5 separate regions of the Mus musculus genome follow, and all the other regions are linked to region 3. The links are chromatin loops, found by intact Hi-C in ENCODE. Cell type or tissue: heart. All regions are shown on one strand.

Region 1 (5,000 bases), 280 kb before region 3:
TGGGCGTGGCAGGGGTTGACTGTCCAGAGCCTCCTGGCAGGGCTGGAGTTGGGGGTGCAGTATGAGAAGCTATAACCTCAGGCCAGGTCCTTGACCTCATTTTGCCTCAGTTTCCATGTTGGGAGCTTCGTAAAGGGCTGCCGCTGAGGCGACTAATTACCATTTATTAACCTCAGGCCTGGAGCCATTGTGGTGAAAGTCTCCACCGAGGACTGCGTGTTTTATTGTCATAATCACTATGGGCTTAGAGGAAATTCAAAGAGGTATTTTATTACCTGAATTATAGAAGTTTCTCTGCTTGGGAGGGACTGTCCCAGGGTAATTAGGCCAGACAGAGCCCTGCTGAGAGACTCTCAGCCTGCAAAGGCTTCTTGCTAGCTCTCTCTACCTGGGAGTCTCCTGACGACCAGGTATTTCTGATGAGTCACTGGGACACAAGCAAGTGACCCCAGGAGGCTGAACACTGAGCTGCACGGCCTATGAGCCAGGAGATGCAAAGCCAGAGAGAACTTGATCCCTGTTAGCTCCCTGGGTATCGCCCTGCTTGGTCTCTCTGGGGAGGTAGGGGGGCAGTCAGTGCAGGGATGGGGTCAGGATAGGGATGCCCCCTCACGGGCTTCCTCTGACCCCTGTGGTATATAATGGGGCACAGACAGAGCTTTCAGTTACACCGGAACTTACAGACAGACACAGGACAGCTCATCCCTGGCCGGTTGACTTCAGCCTTTTCACACTGGTTCTTATATGAGTGTGTCACATTGCCAAATAAAAGCCCGTTTCCCACAGGTCAGGGGTCTGGAAGGAGATGGCTGCAGGGACCATTTTGGCAGTTCCGTAGGATTGGAGTTCCCTGGAGGGATGGAAGATGACATCTCAGCATCACCCCAGAGCACAAGGGAGGATCGGTATCACTGTCTGCCTCCGTCAGAAAAGTAAATATTCCCCCAGAATTAGCCTCAGGACCTTTGCACATACCGTTTGCGCACACGTCACCGAGGCTGCTCACCCTTTTCCTCATTCCTGGTTTTAGAGTCACATCTCAGTTCCCAGAGGCCCTTGGGCCCAGGGTTCACTCGGTCCCAGTACTTCTGATTGACTTCTGACACAAGGATTTTGGGCTTCCTGTGTCCCCTGAGGACTGGAAGACCTATGGGGACAGGGACTTGGTTACTCCTATGAAACCTATGCCCCCTGTAGCCCCACCTCCAGTGTGCCAGGAACACAGAAGCAGAGTTTTGACATCTGTGACCAAAGCTTAGATATCTGGCTATAATCATCTGGCGATAATCCTTAGTTTCCTTGGGATGATCATATGTGGGATGTTTTGATGCCAAATAGGGGGCCCAGTTAGGTTATATCCTGGAGCCCCTTGGCTCCTCACCTCTGGGGGCCAACATGTCACTCCATCTCCTCAGGGAGGGAAATGACAGGGGTTGTCATTGGGTACAATGTCCTCAGGCTAGACCTACAAGCCTATTATTTGTCTTGCTCTTGAAACTGGCCATCAGGCCCACTGGAGGAAGAGCCTAAAGTGGCAGGCCACATCTCTCCTGACCCCTGGCCGCATTCCCACGACCATCCACAAAGATTGCTGGGCCCTGCTGTGCTGGGCCTGGCTGGCACCAGGATGGCCTCCTAGGGGCCATGTGCCTGGTGCATGGCACTCACAGGCTGCTGGCACAGACACAGGTGGAGGGAGTGGGTGGACAGACTATGGTCCTGGGTTGAGGACAGTGGCTGCGTAGCCACATCAGAGCTGAGGAGAACAGACACGACCGGATCGCATGGCCCTTTCCCTCCAGATCCCCATGTCTGTTCCCCATGCCCTTCCCCACCATGTCGTTCGGCCTGTCAGCTCGCATGTTCTTACCCCAGTCCCATGGGACCTTTGGTGCTCCAACCCACGTTGGTGTCTATCTGATCTTTGGGAGGTAGGACCTGGATTTCTCAGGCAAGCACTTTCTGGCTTTAGCTCAAGCCAAATCAGGGTCACAAGTCCCAGGGAAGCCCTACGCCACTTTCTCTCCCTCCGCTCCTCACAGCTGCCCTTCAGACAGGCTCCCTGGAAGCCAGTCAGAAAAGCCACTCTACTCTGCAGTGGGGAGGAGCGGAAGCAGGCTGGGCCAAGATGTCCTGTCTCACGCAGCTTCTCAAAGAAGAGACCTGGACCAGACAGCTGGGTGCTCCTGCCGAGTTCCTGAGCACAGATGAGAGCTTCTAAAATTGGGCAGGGAGCACCAAGAAAGTGCCCTACCTCACCTTCTAGCTGGGGTGGGAGTCCTCCTACCTCCCCATCCTGCCTCCCAGACATATTGGGCCAGCTCCGGAGGCTGGCTCAGTTTAGTCTCCTCAAACCCAAACTCTTAGGGCCTCTCTGCCGCAAACAGCCCGTACCCTGCAGCACCTAGAATTGTGCAATGGTCGGATGAACTTTCTGCCTGCAGGGGCCCTGTGAATCCATTTGAGGGAAGAAGGCAATCTTTCCACCTACTGCAGGCGGCTCATGAAGTGCTGGAGGCTGGCCTTGGCCGTGCCTGTCCGCTTGGACCAGAAGAGGGCAGCGTTCCCCTGCCCAGGGAGAGGCACTGAATGGCTGTGCTTGGGAGTGGTGGGGGTGGGGAGTGGCTCCAAGGTCCATTCACATCTTGGAATGGGATGGCTTTGCTGGGTCTCCCACAAGTGGGAGAGGACACAGGTCTCCCATTGGAGGCTGAGAGCCTTAGAAATTAAAGACAAAGTCGACTTTTCACACGTCCCTTCAGGTCATTCTGCAAATGTGCAAAGAAAACCAGGGCTGGGGAGTTGCTCTGCAGGGAAAATCCTTTTCCCTAAGCTCGAGAACCTGAGTGTGGATCCCAGGCTCTGACATGGAAACCAGAGTATGCCTCTAATCTCAGCTCTGAGGTATGGGGTAGAGACAAGAACATCTCAGGGGCTTGCTGGAGGGGGGCGGGGGCAATCTACACTTCTGGGAATTGTGCTTTCAGTGGGAGACCTTGTCTCAAAATAAGTGACAGTAAGCCAACAGACTAAACCTTCGGGAAGGCCAGGCAGCCTCTGCATCAGGAACTCAGGACTTCCTGTGGGATTTCATTCCTTCTAGCAGAAACTCTGGGTTTGTGGAGACAGTTGGGGACAATTGGGAACAGTAGGTTTCAGATGCAACTGTCATTTAAAGAGAACTCCAGCCACAGCCAGGGGTGCAGCTGAGCAAGGCAGCAGCATCTCAGAGCCTTCGTTTTCTCATCTGCGAAATGGGGACAGTGAAAACAGTAAGTAGCTCTGGGGTCTGATGGATGTGGAAGGCTCAGGGTAACAGATTGGTCTGGTGGGTTAAGTCCCTGGCATGGAACACTTGTTTTTCAGTGTGCCATTAGATTAGCACCCCAGAGCACTGTGGCAACATCCTAGATAATGCTGGCCATCCAGCTTGTCCTACAAGAGAGAAGCATGCAGCTTGTTTCCCATAAGCCCCTTGGCCCACTGTCTGTCACGCCCTCAGATTGAGAAAGTGCTGATAATGGTTGGTGCACGATGACCAAGTCACCACTGAAGGAAGCAGATTCTCGGGACTCAGCCCTTTTCTGTCATTAATTGGCTCATCAATACATAGCCATCCATACAGCTTACAGACAGGTCCTGGGGTTCCATTCAGTCTGTCAGCCGCCTGCCTTCTGGTTAGAGAATGAAGGACCCAGGAAATCAAGGGCAAGCTCTAAGGAAGACAGAAACACAGAGGCTGGAGAGGCTCCCCATCCAGCCCTGAGAATTCAGATCTGATCACATTTGGGAACTACTGAGTTCCCGCCCCAGGCGGGGGAGGAGCCAAAGTTACCTGAGTCACAGATCCAGATTTCAAAGCTCCCCACCCCCAACCCCTGCACACACTCTCAGGGGTCTCTGGTCCCAGTCTCACGCCTGGGCAGTGGTCATCCTATGGGTGGGGGTGGGGGGTCACCTTTTCAAACAGACTCCCTCTTCTTTGTCACAAGACAAATTGAATCCTGATAGTTAACACACCAGGAAACACTGCAGCCCCACCCCTGCCTCTGGTTCTAGTGTCGGAAGACGAAGGCTACTCCAAGGACCCCCTAAGGAGGATTCCATTACTGCATAATAAGGAGGCTGCCCATGGTGAACTACACAGAAGAGACAGGCGACAAATGGGTGTCTCTGGCACGTTATCTTCTGCAGCATGTAGATGGAGGTCCTGGGTGACTGCATTTCCCTAGGGTGACATCTCAGTGAGGGGTCTATAGTCCCTGCCCAGAGCCTGGTGAGGAGGAAGTGTGTGCTGGAACGACAGCTTAGGCGTTCCTGTTTCTGCCAGTCCTGGTCATAGCTGCCTAGAGACTAGCTCTCCCCTGTATCTGAGGGTGACTCCCTAAAGTCTGAGCTGTCCCTTGAAGCTGGCATTTCTGCAAATCCTGGAAACCAGAGGAGGTGCTTTAGAGCTCACGCTAAATGCAGCCAGCCCTCAGCTTTGCCCAGCACACAGGCACAGAGCCCTTGGCACGCTCAAAGCCTCGTTTCCAGCCTTGAAAGAGCTGGCCTTCTCAGCCAGCTGAGCCCGTGGGAGTGTTCTGAAAAGAAACCCGATGTCTCAAGTATTTGCCATCATTAGTAGTATTATTCCCGTTTTATCCTCAGCCGACGGGGAACTGGGGAGGCCCAGGCTGGCTCCAGGGGGGGTGCTGTCTGTGTGGCCCACAGAGGCTGGGCATGAGGACAGTCCCAGGCTTCTAGGAACCATGTTCCCATGGCTTTATTCCCTCAGTGGTGGCAGGGCTCACTTCTGTTCAAACCAGGGCTGCCTTCTCAGCCTTTTAAATCTGGCCGAACACTTGGGAGGGGGGCGCTGTTTCTGATGATAAGGAGTCAGCCATTTCAATTTGCCCGTGTCTCAGGGGAGGGCAGGTAGCTGGGCAACGGTGTGAGGGGTAGTGAAGGGTTAAGGGTTTTGGAATCAGAAGCCCCTACTGGCCCTTCAGATGCAGCCC
Region 2 (5,000 bases), 610 kb before region 3:
CCCAGATAATTATGGTCTTTAAAATGTCCTGGGGGGCTGGAGAGATGGCTCAGCAGTTAAGAGTACATACCACTCTTGAAGAGGACCTGAGTTGGGCTCCCAGCACACATGTTGGGCAGCTCACGACCAACTCTAACTCCAGGAGATCTGACATTATTATTGTTTTTTAAGGCAGGATTTCTCTGGGCAGTCCTCGCTGTCCTAGAACTCACTGTGTACACCAGGCTGGCCTCTAACTCAGGAGATCCACCTGCCTCTGCTTCCCGAGTGCTGAGGTTAAAGGCATGTGCTATCATGACCAACTAGTTTAAAAAACAGAAACAAAAAAAAAAATAACAAGACAAAACAAAACCTTTGTTTTTAATGCCTTGTTGGGCCAGTAAGATGGCTCAGTGAGTAAAAGCATTTGCTGGCTAGCCTGATGACCTGAGTTCGATTCCCATGACCCACATCGGGGAAAAAAAGAATGAACTTCTGCTAAGTTGCCCTTTACTTGTACATAGTGGTGTCATACACACACACACACTCATACACACACACAGACACACACTCATACACACACAGAGACACACATTCATACACACACACAGACACACACACTCATACATACACAGACACACATTCATACACACAGACACACACACTCATACACACACACAGACACACATTCATACACACACACAGACACACACACTCATACACACACACAGACACATTCATGCACACACTCATACACACAGACACACACACTCATACACACACAGACACACATTCATACACAAACACAGACACACATTCATACACACACACACTCATACACACACAGACACACATTCATATACACCACACACATACATTCACACACACAGACACACAAACACACAGAGAGACATACATTCATACACCCACACACTCTCATACACACACACATATACACACCACACACATACATTCACACACACATTCATACACTCATACACACACACAGACACATTCATACACACCACACACATACACTTACACACATACAAACACACACATTTTTTGGAACAATTTAATATCGGAGGGTGGGGTGGCAAGTGTCTTCTGCACAAGCAGGAGGACCTTGGCTCCCTGGTACCCAAGTGGAAGGCAAGGTGTGCCAGCAGGCATCTGTAACCTGTACCTCGGGGCAGAGACAGTTGGATCTGACATAGCTGACTCCGTGGGTCCCAGGTTCAGTACTCACCCTGTGTTGAAAATCTAAGGTATAGAGCGGTTGGGTTAGGCACTCTGTGTCGACCTCTGACCTCCACACTCGTGCACGTGCAGAGGCATGCACACACAAGGTGTCACCTCTGTGTAGTGAGAAATTCAGAGGACCTGGTGCCCTGTGTTCTGTGGGTGGAAACATCTAGGCGGTGTTTTGGGAAGGCACATTTCCCCAGAACATTCAAGTGAAATGCCAACGTGGTTCCACAGCTCGCTGCTGGGCTCCCAACCAAACTGGGACTGGGGTTTCTGAGAGAGTCGTGTATGCCCACACTGAAGCAAGACCCCATCAGTGGGCGAGGAGAAAAATAGAATGTGGACCATATGTGCAACGGCTCACTATGCAGCCCTGAAAGAGCAAGTGCTCTCCAGCCTAGGTGAACACTGAGCTCTGCTGGGCGGTGTGGTGGGAGCTCCCAGGGGAGTCAGCATCCTTGGGAAGGACAGGAGAACAGAGGGCAGCAGGGGCGGGAGCACAGAGGAATAGCGTTTAATGAGGACATTGCAACACCCATTGAACCGTTATTCAGCATGAAGACTTAGAAAGGCCATGAAGGCTACTCAACAGTGCGACACTCTGAACACCTCTAAACTAACTGTATATTTAGCCATTGTGGGGCCAGCAATATGGGTCAGCAGGTAAAAGGTGCTTGCTGCCAAGCCTTAATGACTTGAGTTCAATCCCCAGGAGAGAACTGAAGCCATCCTGACACTTGTCCTCTGAGCCCACATGCATACCTTGACACACATGAGTGCTATACGTGCACACAAATCATTGTAGTTTTAAAGAAGTACCATGGGAGCTGGAGAGGTGGCTCAGAGGTTAAGAGCACTGGCTTCTCTTCCAGCGATTCCAAGTTCAATTCCCAGCAACCACCTGGTGGCTTACAACCATCTGGAATGCGATCCAATGCCCTCTTCTGGTGCGTCTGAAGACATACATTAAATAAATAGATCTTTTGAAAAGAAGAAGTACCACAGTGGGAGCTCTTCTGTGCACTTCACAGCACTTTAACACTCTTAGTTTAAGAACAAATGAGGCTGGAGAGGTGGCTCAGTGGTTATAGAGCACTGTTGGCCCATGCAGAGGACCTAGGTCCAGCTCCCAGCAGGCACACAGCAGCTCACAACTGTTAGTAACTCCAGTTGCAGGGCATCTGACGCCCTCTTCTTGCCTCCGGGGACAGTGTACGCACACATACATGTAGGCAAAACACTCACACATGAAATAAAAATAAGCCTTTTTAAAGAGCATGCAAGGGAAAGAACATGTTCTTAGGATGCTAACCTAAGAGGCTGGGGCGAGGCCGTCCCTCAGTCAGGAAAGTGGTTGTCTAGCATGAAGCCCTGTGTTTGATCCCAGCACAGAATAAACTGCATGCAGTGGTGCAGGGTTTGTAATCCCAGCATTGGGGAGACAAGAGGCTTGGGAGTTCACAGTCATTCTTAGCTACATAGTGAGTTCAAAGCCAACTTGGACTATATGAGACCTTGTCTCAAAATAAAAAAAAAAAAAAAAAAAAAAAAAAAAAAGCAAGCCTCGTAGGTCTCTAAAGAGCAGTCAAAAATCTCCTTATAAGCAGACTTTTGGATCGGACAGCAAAGTTTGGCTGGAATGTTGACTCTGTTCTATGACAAACCCCATCCAGGAGGAGAGCGCAGCACACAGTTGCTGAAGGGTGGCAGATTCCAATGCACTGGGCTCTAACACAGCTGCAGTGCATCTAGTGCCCACCAGAGGGCAGGCGTCAACTTCTCAAACACTGGTACTGGTGATTCAAGGCACTTCCATAAACACACAAAGTCCGGACTCAATCTTGGCAGCTTACCTTGTGTTGTACCCGAGGAGAATTTGTTGATGAGGGTGGCAGGTTAGGGGAGCTACCTGGGAAGGACTTCCTTTAGAGACTTGGAGATTCACCTCTGCCCCAGCTCACGCCTGTTTTGCCAGGAGACAGTATATCCCCTTGTAACTTAGGTTGATGACAGCATTCTCCTACAAAGACCGTTAAAACGAGAGAGAGAGAGAGAGAGAGAGAGAGAGAGAGAGAGAGAGAGAGAGAGAGAGAGAGAGAGAGAGAGAGAGAGACCAACAGAAAGCATGCTTTACATCGTGATAACCTCTACAGCTGACATCGAGGTCCATTGGTGGCATCCATGTCATGATGGCTCACTTTTGGAAAGTGGCAAGAACAGGTTTTTTCCTAGGTCTGGTCTCCCGAATGAACGCTCATCTCTTCTGATGCCCATGACAGGCCTCAGGCTGGTCCTATCAGTGGTCCTGGTTTTGTCTCTAAGGCAAGTGAAACATACCGACGACAGCGAATGACTTGGAGTGTGGTGCTCATCTCCGCTCACACTCCCTCGCCCCAGCCTTTCGTAGAAGTTGATTTGTAGTGAGTACCTGGTGTGAGATGCTCACACCAGCCGCCCCACATTCCCAAGGCATGGCTGTCATAAACACGGTCACCACCAATCATCTCTGCAACCTGCACAACCTAGTGTTTCAAATGGTGTGCCTGCCTCTGCTTCCACCCTGAGCAGAGGACAGAACAGGAGGCCCGCTGTGCTGGACACCACAGAAAGTGCCACAAAAGTCTCCTGTGGCCAGGAGATGTCATACAAACAGCTCTGGTAAAATAGCTCTCTTGGGGGCTGGAGAGATGTCTCCATTGTTTAGAGCATTGCCTGTTCTTCCAGAGAACCCAGGTTCAATTCCAAGCATCCACATAGCAGCTCACAACTGCCTCCGGTTCCGAGGGATCTGAGGCCCTCCTCCGACTTCCACAGGCACCAGGCACACGAATAGTGAATAGATACCCAGGCAAGCAAAATACACACATAAAATAAAAATAAATCTAAAAAAAATTTTTTTAAATATTTCTCTTAGAGGCAACTGAGCTTAGAGGGTGGCCTGCTGTACTCATCATTTCTGGTTAATGGCTGCAAGCGTGCAGAGCAATCCAAACGTGATTAAGATTTCTCAAACAGTGATTCTATTCTAAGGCCTGAACTGTGAAAAGGAGTAATGTAGACCTGGGAGTGGGGGTAGCTCAGTGGTAGAGAGCATGCCTGCTTAGCTTAGCTTATGCTGGTCCCATCCCCAGCACCCGTGACAATAAGAACCAGAGGCAGAAACATTGAGAGGAGCCAAGGCCTTTCCTGGGGGCTCCTGGACCCTTGAACCTCTTGCTGGGTGGAAAGGCCCTTCCCCAAATGGAGGCTGTGTCTTTGAATATTCAGCGTGTGTCTGTGAATATTGACAACATGGAGGTTAAAGATATCTACCAGATGGAAAAAGACTATGTAGTCAGATAATTTGTCTATTATCTGTCTAGGAGAGAGAGAGACAGAGAGAGAGAGACAGAGAGAGAGAGAGACAGAGAAGAAACAGACAGTCAGAGACAGACAGACAGACAGACAGACATAATAAATTAGTCTATGGTCTTGGAGTATTTGAACTTTTTCTGTCTCCAGTGTTCTAATTTCAGATGAAGTACACACTAACTTTGGCAACATAAATGTGGCATGTCCCCCTCTTCTCCCCACACTGCCCTGCAGCCTCATCTTCACCCTCACCCCACCCCTGTCTGGTCACCTGCCAGGCTCTGGTGGACATGCATATTGTGTTAGCTTTGCCGTTCCCAGGGCTGGCTGGAGCTCAGGGGTGACGGTGTCTTGATTCTCTCTGGCTGCTCAGCATCCCCAGGCTTCCCCAGCAGCGGCAGCAGAGCCCTGTCAGCAGCAGC
Region 3 (5,000 bases):
AATAGAGGGAGTCAGATCTCGTTACGGATGGTTGTGAGCCACCATGTGGTTGCTGGGATTTGAACTCCGGACCTTTGGAAGAGCAGTCGGGTGCTCTTATCCACTGAGCCATCTCACCAGCCCCGGGTTTTCTTTTCAAGACAGGATTTCTCTGTATAGCCCTGGCTCCCTTAAAACATGCTCTGTAGACCAGGTTAGCCTCAGACTAGAAAAACTCTGCCTCAAAAAGTCATTTTCTGTTTTGTTTTGTTTTTGAGTCCACCTGCCTTTACCTTCCAGTGCTGGTATCTACCTCCCCTCCTTAAATGGTTAAGGGTCCCTTCTATCTTCCTGGCCTCCACAGTTCAGGGGTCCTTGAAGATAAACACGAGAGATTCTGCGTGGCACTTTCTGATCAGCTCTCTGTTTTTAACTTCCTGAGGACTCTCCACGCTGCCTTCCAAGGTGGCCAGGTTGTTTTCTGGTCCTAGCAAGTCACTGAGGTTTCTTACTCCAACCCTGTGGTTGTACCCTCAGCAGCAGCAGCCTCAGCCCCCCACCCCCATCCTGTCTGCAGCAGGCTGCATGTACCCTGCACCCTGCCTGTGTCCTCTCCACCGGTTTCCTCAGCTCAGCCCTCAGCTTACACACTGGGGTGCTCTTGCTTTGCAGCCCTGGCTCCCTCATGCTGCTCCTGCCCCGTCTGCCCCTGGGCTGAGCTACAGGCGTGGTCCACAGAACTTGAAAGCTTCTTGAACAACAAATAGGCGAAGGACTGTCTGATTGGGAAATGAGAGGACCCGTGAGAGAGGGTGACTCTGGAGTGACAAGATCACCTGAAGTGGCTTGGGGGTTGAGAGGGTCCAAGCAGGAACCCCCAGTCCCAGGCCTCCTGGAGTTCAAAGCTCTCTGCAGACCCAATGCCTCTCCCCTTGCCTTGATTTGAGTGGGCATTGTCAGGGTGCTTAGGTGACCTTGTAGGAAGAAATGGGGCGTTCAGATGCTTCAAGGCCACCAGCCCTGAGCCCCATTGGTGTATCAGGTCCTGCCAGGGAGCTTAGTGTCCTGTTTGCAGCAGCAGAGCCCTGGTCTCCAGGCTCTGTCCGACCCATCTGCTCTTCCACACTCCCTGCCCCTCTTCTAGGTAAGTCTCTCCAGTTTTCACTTGACCCGTGACACCCCAGGGAATTTAAGTCCCAAGGGCCCAGTGCCAGTCACCATTCCTTCTGCTCATGCTTCCTCCATGGGGTCTGGGGACAGAAGTGAGTCAATCTCTTGGAATATGACACTTGTGTCTTTATTTCCAGGTCAACCATTCCAGAAAAGCTGGAGAAGGGAGCAGATAGGATCATGGTTCCTGTCTGTGGATAAGGAGCCCAGAGTCCGCAGCTATCTAGCTCACTGTTGCGGGTGGGGGGTGGGGGGTGGGGGTGCCGGGAGCAGTTATTCACTGCAATGGGACAAAGGACATCAAGGAGCCAGCCTGGGCCAGCTGAAGCAGGGGTGGGCTCAGAGACAGTTGCAAACATTAAGACACCGGCTTTCTTTCTTTTTTTTTTTAAAGGGGCTACTTGGCCCTTCCTCTCTTCTTTTTTTTTTTTTAATATTTTATTTATTATATGTAAATACACTGTAGCTGTCTTCAGACACTCCAGAAGAGGGAGTCAGATCTCATTACAGATGGTTGTGAGCCACCATGTGGTTGCTGGGATTTGAACTCTGGACCTTTGGAAGAGCAGTCGGGTGCTCTTACCCACTGAGCCATCTCACTAGCCCCCGGCTTTGTTTTTTTTAATTTAATTTTAAAAATTTAATTTTAAAAAAAGATTTATTTATTTTATGTACACGAGTACACAGTTGCTAACCTCAGATGCACCAGAAAAGCCATCGGATCCCATTGCAGATGGTTGTGAGCCCTCAGGTGGTTGCTGGGAATTGAACTCAGGACCTCTGGAAGAGTGGCCAGTCTCAAACGCTGGATCGTGCAGTCTCTCCAGCCCTTAATTTAAATTTTAAACTAATTTTTTGTTGGTTTTGTTAGGGCTGGAACCCAGGACCTCAAACGCGTTAGGCGAGAATTCTTACCACCGAGCTACACTGTCAGCTGAGAATTCATGTGTGTGTGTGTGTGTGTGTGTGTGTGTGTATGTGTACTGAGCCCAGAGTCTGAGGACTGCCAGGCAAGTTCTATACACTCAGCTTCTTGCAGGTTTTCTCTCTCTCTTTCTCTCTCTCTCTCTTGGTTTTTTTTTTTGGGGGGGGGGGGAGACAGGGTTTCTCTGTATAGCCCTGGCTGTCCTGGAACTCACTTTGTAGACCAGGCTGGCCTCGAACTCAGAAATCTGCCTTCCTCTGCCTCCCAAGTGCCGGGATTAAAGGCATGCACCACCACGCCCAGCTTGGATTTTCTCTTTTTTAACCCCAGGCAGCGGCACCCGGGACCTCACCTCAGAGTGACCACTTAGCCCTTCCGTATTTACTTACGGCCTCTCTTTCCCACCAGCGGAATGCCAGCCTTCTGTAGGTGTTTTGTCTTCTCTTCTGTCTTGTTCACATCATCTAAAACAGCAGTATATCTGTTGAGCCCATGAGCAAATACAGGTTGTTAATAAACTATGGAAGCCTGGCTTGCGGTATGCCTGTAACCCCTGCTCTTGTTTAGGCAGAGGCAGGAGATTCAGAGTTCAAGGCCATCCTCAGCTACACAGCCAGCTTGAGATCTTCTATCTCCATCAAAGGTGGAAGCCAGGGGTAGTGACCCACACCTGATTCTACCATTCAGGAGTCTGAGGCAGGAGGATCACACACAGGTCCAGGGGTCATCTGAACTACAAAGTGAGTTCTAGTCCAGCCTGTTTCAGGCCTTGTCTCAAAACAAAATAAAGCCAAGAGGTCTACACTGTTCAATGCCGGCTTCTATGTTAACTGACAGTGAGCTTCACTTTGCATATGACAAGATTGTAAGTGAAAGCCCCCCCCCCCCAGTATTCCAGCTCAGGCTTTGGAAACTGCATTCTTGTTCCAATGGGCTTTGTCTGCCACCTAGTGGCCATATAAGGATCTTCATGCTTCATACACTGGCTCTAAAGGAACTTTGCTGTGTCGAGCAAATCTGTCTTCAGACATGCAACCCCATGCTTGATTAGACAACTATTCATATATTCCTGGTGATAGTGCAGACAGGCACACTACCTCTAGAGGTAATGTGGAAATGTCTGTCAGAGTTCCCTCTCTCAAGAGGCTGCCTGGAGGTTCACACTCAACCAACCCGGACACGTACGAGGTGTTTGTGGTTACAAATGATTGGAAACTCCCTGAGATTCCCTATAGATGGGTGTGGTGGGACATTCAGAGGCACCTGCACATACATGGTCTGTCCTGAAGCCGGAGGGAAAACCAAGATGTGTTCTTAGGAAGGCTGTGAAGAAAGAGAAACTGCAGGCACACTTGCCTTCCTGTGAGAAGGCAGGCACACGGATCAGAGCAAAAGGCACAGGACAAAAAATAGACTGTAGAGACTGGCTGTCCTTAGGGCTATTCTGGGAAGCAGTGGGGAGAAAGAGAGGAGGAGGGAGAGGGAGAGAGTGGGAGGAGGGAGGGGAGGAGAGAGGGAGGGGGAGGGGAGGAGAGAGGGAGAAAGAGTGGGGGAGGGAGAAGGGGAGGGGGAGGAGAGAGGGAGAGGGAAAGAGGGGGAGGGGGAGAGAGGGAGCGGAGTGGGGGAGAGAGGGAGATAGAAAGAGGGGACCATCTTCCCAAACTAGGTGCCCCTCCATTATTGCAAGGCAGGGTAAAGGGGTGGAGTTACATCTTAGGCACTCAGCTCTCCTGGTGGTCAGAACATCCCAGCCCACCCACAGACAATCCCTGGTCCCTTTGGGTTCCCTCGGGGTTCTGGAGCTGGGGGCTATGGACTTTTTGAGGATCCAAGACACACTTCTGGCTACAAGCCCCAGCCTCTCCACATTGGCTGTAGACGGAATAGGAGAGCAGGAAGTCTAGTGAGATGCCTGGTTGCACACAGGGGAGAGACGATGACAGAGCAGAGCGTGCCGATGCTGAGGTATGGAAGGGCTTCCTGCTAACTCCTGGAAGGCCTCGCTGGGGCTGCTGCTGACACGGGAGACCAGAATGGCAACAGGGCTATTGATGTCAGCTGGGGAGACATCAGATGTCAGCTGGGGGAAGGGCAGTTCAAAGGTCCTAAGATAGGGATGAGCTGGGCCAGCTTAGCCAGGAGGAGACTGGCCTCATAGGCTACAGCAGCGAGGTAGGAGTGGAAGTGGCCGTGGATGTGGCCCGGGAGATGGTGCCACAGATTACTGGTACAAAAGAACACAGGGTTCTACCAACCAATATTGGGTTAATGTCAATTTTCTGGTTTGCTGCTGTGCTTTAAGTCACCCACAGGATAAATGAAGGGCGTTGGGGGTGGGGGGCTTGCCTCTTGGTAACTTTCTGCTAATCTAAGTTTTCTTTCTTTCTTTCTTTCTTTCTTTCTTTCTTTCTTTCTTTCTTTCTTTCTTTCTCTCTCTCTCTCCCTCTCTTTCTTTCTTTCTTTCTTTTAAGCTGGGAGCTCATAATATCCTAGGCTGGCCTTGACCTTCCTATATGGATGAAGCTCCGATCCTCTTGTCTCCTCAGGCATGAACCACCACACCCCAGTTTATGCAGCATGGGATCTAACCTAGCATCACACACACAAGGCAGATGCTCGAGCTGCACACCCGGCTCTGGGATCTGCCATTTTCAGAATAAGGCGCAGACTGCTGCGGGTCAAGGGCTCCTTTGGGTGAGATGTGTGATCTTGACTCAAGGAACAGTTTCTCACGGCCCTCTGCTGTTTATTTCTTTGGCCTCATTTCTGTGGCTTGGGACCAGAGGCCAGGGGAAAGGCAGGGTTGAGTGTATCAAAAGCAGCAGATGGAAACAACTCTTTAACCCACTTCGCATGCACTACACATTGGACTTATTTTCTATTGCTACGTAAGAAAATTACCAGAAACTTCACGACTTAAAACAAC
Region 4 (5,000 bases), 350 kb before region 3:
TGGAGCACTGGGAAGAAAACTGTTTGTCACCACACCCAGCTCTGATGACCCTTGAGAGCCTGCTTTCTGAGGGGCTAGGGGTGGCCACACTGGGCACCCAGGTTTTGCTGTTCAGTTTCCACTCTGGTGTTGGTCATGCATTTGGACACCCAGCAGCCACTGGTAGGGCACCCAGCATGGGCCACCCCATCCCCAGGGCTTGACTGGCTGTCACTATTTGCATTATTTACCCTTTTTCGTTGCTATGACAACAACACACCTGACAGAAACAAGAAGTGGGTTTACCCTGGCTCTCTGTCCAGGGGTTAGAGTCTGGCCTGTAGGCGAGGCGTGGCAGGGAGGCTCTGTGTGGCAGGAATCCTTGCTGGGTGTTTGTTCTTGGCACTAATGAAGGCTACCCACGGCCTCCGCTGTGAAGGTTCTACAACCTTCCAACACTGCCCCCTGCTGGGGTCCAAGTGTTCTAACACAGGAGGAGCCTGAGTGGGGAGGGTGCTCCTGCCACATTCAAGCCAAAACACTCAGCCGCTCGGGTGTGGTCCCTCTTAATGGGAACTGCACCCCACCCTGAGAACTGCACCTTCAACTGTCCAGGAAATTAACCTCACATGGCACTGGCTGAGAACTGGTGTCAGCTGAGTGGACTCCAGTGGTCCCCATTCACTTGGGGACAGAGAATAGTCCTTCAAGGTGGAGATCCTGAGTTCCTGGGAGGACGCTGGCCCTCTGAGGCCAAGGCCAAGTCCCTTTTGTCCCGATGGTAGAACAGGGCTATCAGGCATGGATGGCTGTGTAGAAACTCAGGCCGGGTCCCACCTGGAAGGCTGCTGCTCCAGGAGCTGCTGGGAGCCACAAGCCGTAGAATGACTACAGGCTTCTCTGCTCCATGGGCAGTCAGAGGGAACGGTGACCCTGGCTGTGTCTGAGGAATCTCTGAACGAAACCAGCCTTTGCTGCCCTCCTTCCCTCCCTCCCTCCTCCCCTCCCCTCTCCCTTCCTCCTTTCTTTTCTTCTATTTAGAGACAGGGTCTCACTCTCTAGAACAAGCTAGCATTAAACTCACAGGTACCCTCCTGCTTCAGCCTCTTGAATGCTGGGACTTCAGACCTGTGCCACAATGTCTGTGCCACCTGCCTTTGTATCTACGTACTTGGCTTGGCGTAGCAGAAGGCTCTCCCCATGCAAGAGGACAGCCCTTGAGGGAGAGGGGACATGGACAAGGAGGAGAAATCAGCCCTTAGGTTCTCACCTGTCTGAGCTGGGGCCTCTTCATCAGGCAGGCCCCTCAGCCTTCTGTCTTGACTTGTGTCACACCATTGGCTGCCAGGACCATGAGGCACACCATCCTCTTATGTTCACATCAGACAAGAGCCCTGGCAACTATCCTGACGGTCCCAGACCCTCCAAGGACAGAACTGGAGACTAAAAGAATTGAGGTCATTTGTCCCAGGTCCCTGGGGAAGGATTCTGGAGTTGGATTCCTTTTAGTATGAGCACTGGCCACACCCCCTTCAGTCACAATGCACTCTTTTGCCCCCAATGACACAATTACAATCAATTGAGACACTGTCCTGAGCTGCTGGCCAGGAGGCCAATCAGCTCAACCTAGTCGCCAATCAGAATGTCGGTAAACAGGAAACGTCCGTAACAGGGACCTGGGACCCCTGGCACTCTGGGAGGTTTCTGCCAGGGTGAAAACCACCAGCTGGTCTTACATTAGTCGGCTCCTCCACCATGAGACATGGCCCTAGGGACACACATCTGCTACAGGCAGCCTGACATTAAGGCGTGGGACGCAGTCCCTCAGCAAGACACATAAGCTCGGATGCTCCTCTTGGAAGAGGCCAAGGAGACCTCCCTGTCCCTGGGCTGTGTTTGGCGTGGAAGGAGCGAGGAGGAGAAGGCACCACTTTAGTCCTTGCTAACTCCAGTTAGCAGTGCCTCCAGGACCCGCCACAACTCGAAGGTTCAGGAGCCAAGGGTGGGGTGGGGGGGGGGATGCATCTTTCTACTCTGCTATTCTCACATATTTCCTTCACATCCCAGGCATCCGTCCTGGTTGCAAGGTGGTTACATATAACATGTTCAGCCCGGTTCAGGCAGGAAGAAAGCCGTGTTCCTTTCACTTGACGCACCGCTTTCTCTCGGGCGCCAAAAGATGCAGATTTCCTCAAGTCTCATTGGCCAGAACTATGTCACGTGATCTTTCTAACCCAGTCCCTGGCCAGCAATAGATTTTCAGGACTGTTGGGGACCAATCAAGTTTCGTCCTTGGAAGCAAGCCGCCCTTGAGTTCCAGGTAACTGAACACAAGCAAGATGGAGTCTAGAAGTCTGAGGCTAGAGAAAAAAAGCATCGCTATATAGAAATAGGCAAAATATTTTAAATACTCAGATAAATGTAAATTCCGATAAATAGCCAACTTTTAACGTTCGTACGTCTCGCGTGGTGCTTGAGGCATACTGTAAGGCAGAACCGTGCAGAACCCCAGGGCGGTGGGGTCATTATACTTTCTCTGGGTGTCTAATAACCTCTCAGTTATGCCGTACAGAGCTGTCCATCACTGCCAAGACCTGCACACGGGCTGTGGGCTGATCTTTTCTGCAGTTGTGCGCTCCTGTGTTTTTGTTGGAAACGCCTTCTCTTTTGTGGAAATGGTGGGATGGTGGCTGGGATCTCACATCCCATGGCTGTAAACCCGGTCTGAGGGCTTGGCTGTGCAGCCTCCTGCTTGGCCACCTCCCCGGAAGGCGCAGCCTTGAGGCTGCCAGCAGAGGGGGCCGCAGTAGCGCGCATCCATCCCAGCGGGGCCTCCAGCTGCTGGAACTTGCACGGAATTCTGTGGCGTCTACCTGGCTAGGCTTTAACCGCCTTGCGTTTTTTGTAGGAGAATCGCTTCCCCAGTAAAAGTGTCTATCTTTACGCCTGCTCGGGGTGCAAGTGTGAATGGGTAGAGAGTATTAAAACCTGCTGCCCCTGGCTCTGCAGTGTCAGCCGCGTCCTTAAGACCGCTGTTCTATCAAGTAGAGGCAAGGTGTGCAAGGTGTGTGTGTGTGCGCGCGCACGCGCGCGCGCGCGTGTTCAGCTGGGTGTAATAGCACATGCGTATAATTCCAGCATTCGGAAGGCTGAGGAAGGATGCGAGTTCAAGACCAGCCTGGGCTACATATTAAGACACTAAAAATAAATAAATAAATAAATAAAAATCGGGGGAGGTGGAGGGGGTGCTGAGTGTTCCCTCCTGAGGATGGGAGGGGGCTGGCATCCTGTTCTAAGAGAACAGTTCGCTGTAACTCTGCGTTGTCAGGGAAGACAGGATGGGAAGGCAGTCTGGGCTCTTGAGGCAGCCCCGCCCTGGGGTCTTTGCATCTGGGCCACATGGGCAAGCCTTGGGGAGCAGCTCGGCAGCCGCCCTGTACAGCAGAGCTTGCCGAATGAAGCGGGAAGGCAAGTACAGACCGCTCGAGGGCGTGTTTCTTAATAATAATCTTCTCAACACAAAGAATAATTCAAAGTTTATGCAAGGTGATAGAAACCCCAGTGACTCAAAGGTATTTTGGGAGCGGAGCAGCTCCTCCCCAGAGTCAGGATGAGCAATCCCGAGCGATTACTAGCCACTTAATGAGAAAATTGTCTCCGGGGTGAAAATCCAAAACAAGGAGATCTTTAGGCAGAAAGGCCTGTGTTAGACCCTTTGGGCAGATGTTTGCCCAAAGCAAGGCCTCCTTCCCAAGAGGAGCCAATGAAGGCTTCCCTGGTGAGGGCTCTGGAGAAAAAAAAAAAATCCACGTGTTCTCAGGACTATGCTAAAGGGTCCAGAAATGCAGGGGTGGGGATGGGGGAAGATGGGAGGGGTAGGGGGCAGGGTCGGGGTTGTTAGTGCTGGTGGTGGTCCTCCATTTCCTGGAAGTGACCTAAATTCACACTGGGCAGCTGAGAGGTGGGCTCTGGTGGACTTCTTTTGTTCAGAGGTGCTGGCTCTCCATGGGGGATGAGAAGGCGTAGCTGGACTCTCACAGCTTTCTTTTGACTCCTTCCCCCCAGTCATTTTCTTTTAGCTTTCCCCCCAGGCAGTCTGTGCCTAGCCTGGCCTTACTTCAGGAGTCAGGGGACAAAGCAAAGCTAAAGCTACCCTGGAATCCAGAACACCATGGCCCCGTTTTTTTCCTATTAGGCTAAGTCAATAAAGTTGGCCTGAAGCATTTGGCAAGCGCCTGTGGCCTGGATGCTTTCTTTTTAAAGGTCCCTGCCTCTTTATCCTGTGTGCAGAGACTCCTCAAACCCAGAGGCTTTGTTCATTTCTTTTGACACAGGGTCTCCTGTGAACCAGTGCAACTCCAAGCTGAAACTGTAGCTAAGGCTGACCTTGAACTCCCCAGTCTCCTGCCTCACCTCCTCAGGGCTGGGATTAAAGGCATGTGCCATTATACCCAGTTTATGCTGTGTTGGGGATCAAAGGCAGGGCTTTGTGCATAGTAGGTGAACACTCTACCAGCCGAGCCCCAGCTCTAGCTCCTAAAAACTCTTGTAAGGGAAAGCTATACTTGGCCCTGTGGCTTTTAGAAGAATCAACAACAAGAACAACAACCGCTAAATGGATAATAAAGAGGCTGCGGGAGTGTGTGAAGGATGCCCCCGCTGCACCAAAATCCTGAGGCACACCCAGGTGCAGGTGGGAACTCCAGCCCTGGAGCAGGTTACTTCCCACAGGCAGAGGGGCCTCCTGGTCTATCCCAGAGCTGGCAATAAAGCCTGCAGAGTCCTGCCTAGCCCAGATCCAGGGCTCCAGAGAGATCGCGGCTATTAAAGCAATAAATATGAAAACAGTGTATTTCAATCAATCATCAACGAAGCCTGGTTTATCCCGAGTCTCCATGTAGTAAAAATTGGCTCCAATATAATTTAGCCCACATCAGAAGTTAGATTTAGAAGGAGTATTGTAGAGAAACTACAAATTACGTTTTTAAAGATTGGTCTGTAATTACAGGCTTAATTAATTA
Region 5 (5,000 bases), 300 kb before region 3:
ACTCACCAGGAGTGACACTAAGCACACCAGCAGATACAAAATGACAGGAGGATGAAGAATGGTGTGGGCTGAGATCTGTCACACTGCCTCCACTGCCCGCTGAGGAACTGACCCAGCTGGGGTCTTGCTCTCCAAAGTATGGAGCTTGGGCAAGCAATACAGCTCTGTCATGAACCTGCTAAAGACAGATCCTTGAGGGTCTACCAAAACCTGGTGCTCAGAAATATGAAACAGGATGCTGCAGTGGCCTAGGGGCCTGTTTCCTGAAAAACACAGATCTAGAATGTTCCTCTTCTGTGTCCAGAAGGGCCTTAGGTGCTACTCTGTCCTGTCACAAACATGTCCCCAACCATCCAAGAAGCCACTGTTTCTGCAGGCCAGAGACAATTGTCAGAGACAGCAGGCTACCGCTGGTAAGCAACAGAAGCCAGCATCCTGACCCACGGGATCTACAACAAGGCCTCAGTGGTCTTGACTGCCTGTGAGGGTCGCTCACAGCACAGCCATGTCCCTGGGGAGGGAATTAAAGAGACCACACTGTCTCAGAAATGTCTCTGTTTACCGGAGTCACCTGAGACCCTTGACAGGCACGGTGCAGAGTCCCAGGGTGTACTCTTCCCAGTTCCAAACCCAAGGACAAGAATTGATGCTTCCAGAAGGTTCTCCAGGAGGGCTGACTCAGAGGGTTGATGTGACAGCCTGTGTCTCCCCAGAAGGAGAATTTGTTGGAGAGGGTGAGTGAATCTTACTTCTGTGTAAAGCCAAGACACACGTGCAACACACGACAATGAATATTTCATAAGGGGAGCAATTAGGGGACGATGTCTAGTAAGGACCTGTGGGAATGAACACCAAAAAAGGTGGCCCAAGGTTTTCACTAGACACCTGGGCTCATCCCAAGCCCAATCCTGACACCCACCCATCTTTATGAAGTGGGGTGACAAAGACCCCCCAGTAGCTTCACTTGAAAGAAGAAAACCTGAGAGAGAGAGAGAGAGAGAGAGAGAGAGAGAGAGAGAGAGAGAGAGAGAGAGAGAGAGAGAGAGAGGTCCCTTGGTGTGCGGCTTGAGACGGTTCGTCCATCAATTCTTCCACGTATTAAAAAGGTCACCTGAGTCCCTTGGGAGCCCCCTGTGTCCTCGGGAAGCCACACATGTTTTGTGGAAGCTAAGTGCTTTCCATGGAAGCCAGGTGAGGATTTGGGACTGGTGCTCCATAGCTGTGATCTACACCCACGGACAGATGCCCAGTGCTCTCTACGTAGCCCACAGACAGTTATTCACTGAGAGCAGTGCTTGGCTACAAGATAGATTTTGTAGCCTGGACACCATGGCCCATGCAAACAGCCCTTACACCCGTGAGGCAGAGGCAACCATCTCTCAAGCTCCAGACCAGGCTGGGTACATGGGAGACCATGCCTCAAAACACTACTGCTAACATATGGAAGATGCTCTGGGCAGACGGTGTTGCCCTTCTGGAGGCCCCTGGGGTCCTGGGCATATGTGAAGTGGGCTGGTTATACCATGATGTCGCATAGTGACACAGGTACTGTTGCATCACCTGGGCTGTATCACCATGTCACCCCATCCCAAGTCAAGCGGTGCTGGCACATGGGCCATCTGGTGTCTGATGTTGGCTGAGTTCAGGTTAATATCCCTAGGAAGATGGTCCTCTGGCATCGCATGTCTGAGATGTCCTTGCCAGCCTGGGTGTCTCTTCTTACAGGGTGTTTACACTCCCAGACTCCTTTGCAGCCAGGTAGGACAGGAGCTCCCACTCCAGAGTGCTAGCTATAGAAGTCTGGTTATAGAAACCAGGATGGTGGCTGTGGAGGCCCAGAGCTCTTCGCCCAGCTCAGCAGGGCCCTGAGCCCCGGGACAGGCCTCAGGAAGATAAGCCTGCCCTTGGCCCCCTGGCATAGGACAGGTGCTAGGTAGTTCCGCATGTTCTTGTCTGACTTCAGTCATGGAAAACATGCCTTCTGGGCTCCCTTCAGACTTGACTACAGTGAGGAGGGCCACCAGAGGGAGACTTGAGGGCCACGGCAGGCTCTAGAAGAGCAGAGACAGCTCCAGGGGCCGGTAATGGGGACAGACTGGACCTAGAGCAGTGTCCAAACTCTGCAGACTGTGACATCCAGCCCCAGGAGCACCCATATATCTCTTTAAACTCTTAAAAAACCATTCAAACTGGATAGATCTGTGCTCTGGTCTCACTTTTGAACTTCACAAGCCATGTGGCCTTGGGCAAGTCGCTTCATCCCCCTGGGCCTCAGCTTCCTCAGAAATGGAGTCTGCATCAGGAGGTGGTGGTGATGTCAGGGGCTCCACACAGCACATGGCACTCAGCCCCACTGCTCTGCTCACTGGCTTCCATGAACTTCCTTTCATATCTCCATGGAGGCATGCTGCTCCCGAGCCCCTGACAGACTCTCCTCAGAGCCCAGATGCACTGCCTCCAGTATCTACAGTAAAGAAGCACAGAGCGGTTGTAGCTACACCTACACGCCCAAACCACACAGGATGAGGCCGAAGACAATCCTATCCCATCGCTCTCTGGTCACCTGTTCCTGATTATAACAACACAGCTCTCCCTCAACGGGCTCCCCTCTGGTAATGGGTTGTCTCTAATCATTAGTCCAGACTCCTCTTCACTGAAGCCGTGTCTGAAGGGAGCCCAGAAGGCATGTTTTCCATGACTGAAGTCAGACAAGAACATGCAGAATTACCTAGCACTTGTCCTATGCCAGGAAGCCAAGGGCAGGCTTATCTTCCTGAGGCCTGTCCTGGGGTGTTCAGGGCCCTGCTGAGCTGGGTGAAAAGCTCTGGGCCTCCACAGAAACCATTCTGGCCAAGATTGCCAGCCATGGAAAGTTCTGAGTGTAACCTCTGAAGACACACAGACCTGATCAATGAATGAGCTGGAAGAGCCACCCTCCCTCAGGACAGGTCAATGGTCTGTTCTGGGGCAGGAGAATCTCCTGGCTGGTGTAATGACAATTCTTGCCACCAGGTGGCGCACAGAAAGGTGCCCTGTCGTTTTCCTTAAAAGGACTTGAGAGGCAGAGGGTTGGCATGACCCTCAGACTATACAAACCAGTGGTCACATAGTGTTTCCTGACTTAAAAAATAACAGTTCCCCCATCTTACCAAGTGGTGACTATGGCAAGACACTACAATGGCACAGAGCAGATGCCCAGAGAACGTGCATTCACTGTGGAAATGAACATCATGAGTGAATCTAGAGGTGCCTTTCTGTTTCCTAGAGCCAACACCCTTGGGTGCCTGCTCGCTGCTGTGGACAAACCGATGGGCAGAGGTGGGCAGACAGACAGTGGGAGACACCATCACCTGACTTCCAGTGATGGGACCGAGGGCCTGACACACAGCAACTCCCTAAAGAAGAAATGGGTGGAAAGGACTGTAGCCAAAGGGCAGCCTTGAGGCAGCTTCTCCTGTGTAGGAGGCCACTGCCGGGGCTGAGTTAACACACACACACACACACACACACACCTCAGAGATTAGCCACTTCTTAGCATTAGAAAGTCAGATACTATCCATGTCCCCAGTTGCCACCAAGCTACCAAGCTGTCATGTACCTTGGACACTTCCCTTTGGTTCTGGAGTCTCCAATTAGCTCTATGCCTCCTTCAGCTGCAGCCTGTCCACAAGCCAGAGGAGGGGTCCCGAGTTCCATCTCCTCTCCTTACAGCTGATGGTGACTGAGTGTTTCTTCTGGATTGTTTGTCTGGGACACGTGCTTGACCAGTTGAGGTCTGGCTGGCTTCTGTCACTCAGGTGAGCACCATTCCTGGGTACACACACACACACACACACACACCTGGGGGCACACATACCTGGTAGACACAGCTAGGAAAGTGGGTAGGTGTGAACTCTCAGCCTCTGCGAGGCAGGCACAGGTGACCACTACTCTGCAGATGTGGAAGGCCAGACCCAAGGTCACTGGCCTTGATGGAGGTGATGCTAGGATGGAGCTCACACAGACTCTGCGTCTCGTTGCTGGGCAGCCTCATCCTGCCCTGGGAAGCTGCAGACTTTCTAGGAAAGTATGAAGTGAAGAGATGACTTTCTCAATTGTGGTGACCCAACAGTTGGGAATAGCAAAGGCCACTTTGCTCTGTCGTCTTTGAGCCGGGTGAGTTCCTGGCCCTAAAGACTTCCCATGAGACTTGCCAGGCTGGAGACTTGTCAGGCCTGGGTAGGCAGCGTCTTGATAACATTCGCCTACCACCCTGACATGGCTCTTCCTTGCTTGGCTACAGGCTGAGAGGGAGGTCCCAGAGCTCAGTCTCCACAGAAGGCAGAGAGGACAGGAAAAGCTTCTTCCTAGAGAAAAATGTCACCCAGAAAGGCTGTGTGACAGACAGGGTGCAGTTCTGAAAGCCACGCTAATCAGAGGCTCCAAATAACCTGCACATCATCCAGGTTTCCTATGTTGGTGTCTCTCCTGGGTTCAACTGCTGCCAGGGAGGGGACTGCCGTCCAAAAGTTGTCTCTGACCTCACACAGGTGGTATGCATGCACACACACAGAAGCACATGGACACATACTGATACATATGCAGAGACACACAGATGCACACACGAGTGGCCGCACCCACAACACACCGAAGAAAAGCACCTGGCCTTTGGAATCAGGTCAGACTCAATCCTTTACAAGTATTTTGCAAGACAGAGAAAACATCCTCTAGGCAGACTTGGCTGTGGTGCCGGCTGATGGGAGCCTCTGCTCTACTGGGTGAGAGAGGCTGGGCATTCAGTTGTACAGCCACACGGAGCTTCGCTTGTGTGTGTGTGCGCGCACACACAGTGTGGTCTTGGTAAACTCGGATAGACAGACAGATCCCAGGCCTGGAAGTTTCAGCTGAGCCAACAGCCAGCAACTTGGTGGTGACCCCAGAACTTGGATCCCAAAGAAGTCCCTACAACCTTTAAAGGGTGCCATGACCACGTCTCCAATGTACAGAGAGCAGAGGTTGGC

What was found. A loop is a pair of places that touch in the nucleus more often than their neighbours do. Peaks named below come from ENCODE experiments on the same cell type or tissue, not always from the same donor. Only the 100,000 strongest peaks of a DNase experiment are listed, where the experiment ranks them.
Region 1: it touches region 3 in a loop (4-fold over the local background); 8 of 42 quality-filtered maps call a loop at or near these places.
Region 2: a loop joins it to region 3, with 11 times the contacts of the local background. A loop is called at or near these places in 19 of 42 quality-filtered maps.
Region 4: it touches region 3 in a loop (8-fold over the local background); 14 of 42 quality-filtered maps call a loop at or near these places.
Region 5: it touches region 3 in a loop (13-fold over the local background); 33 of 42 quality-filtered maps call a loop at or near these places.

Annotation. Positions count from the first base shown.
Region 1 is chr2:172,756,267-172,761,266 of GRCm38, reverse strand. No RefSeq gene overlaps it. Among named protein-coding and RNA genes, the nearest start is that of Gm36156, 95 kb to the right of the region's middle. In heart, a CTCF peak has its summit at 2,550 (motif pointing right); no DNase peak of the experiment used is centred here; H3K27me3 peaks cover 4,928 bases.
Region 2 is chr2:173,087,652-173,092,651 of GRCm38, reverse strand. The region is part of intron 2 of Gm40011; the gene reads right to left. Among named protein-coding and RNA genes, the nearest start is that of Gm40011, 7.4 kb to the right of the region's middle. RefSeq lists an enhancer at 3,785-5,000. In heart, CTCF peaks have their summits at 2,970 (motif pointing right) and 4,973; a DNase peak (open chromatin) is centred at 2,981; H3K4me3 peaks cover 2,065 bases; H3K27ac peaks cover 2,157 bases.
Region 3 is chr2:172,476,052-172,481,051 of GRCm38, reverse strand. No RefSeq gene overlaps it. Among named protein-coding and RNA genes, the nearest start is that of Fam209, 6.0 kb to the right of the region's middle. In heart, CTCF peaks have their summits at 2,823 and 3,034 (motif pointing left); no DNase peak of the experiment used is centred here; H3K4me3 peaks cover 1,091 bases; H3K27ac peaks cover 1,670 bases.
Region 4 is chr2:172,823,156-172,828,155 of GRCm38, reverse strand. No RefSeq gene overlaps it. Among named protein-coding and RNA genes, the nearest start is that of 1700055K11Rik, 35 kb to the left of the region's middle. In heart, CTCF peaks have their summits at 433 (motif pointing left) and 2,769 (motif pointing right); no DNase peak of the experiment used is centred here; H3K4me3 peaks cover 422 bases; H3K27me3 peaks cover 3,118 bases.
Region 5 is chr2:172,771,368-172,776,367 of GRCm38, reverse strand. No RefSeq gene overlaps it. Among named protein-coding and RNA genes, the nearest start is that of 1700055K11Rik, 86 kb to the left of the region's middle. In heart, a CTCF peak has its summit at 3,005 (motif pointing right); no DNase peak of the experiment used is centred here.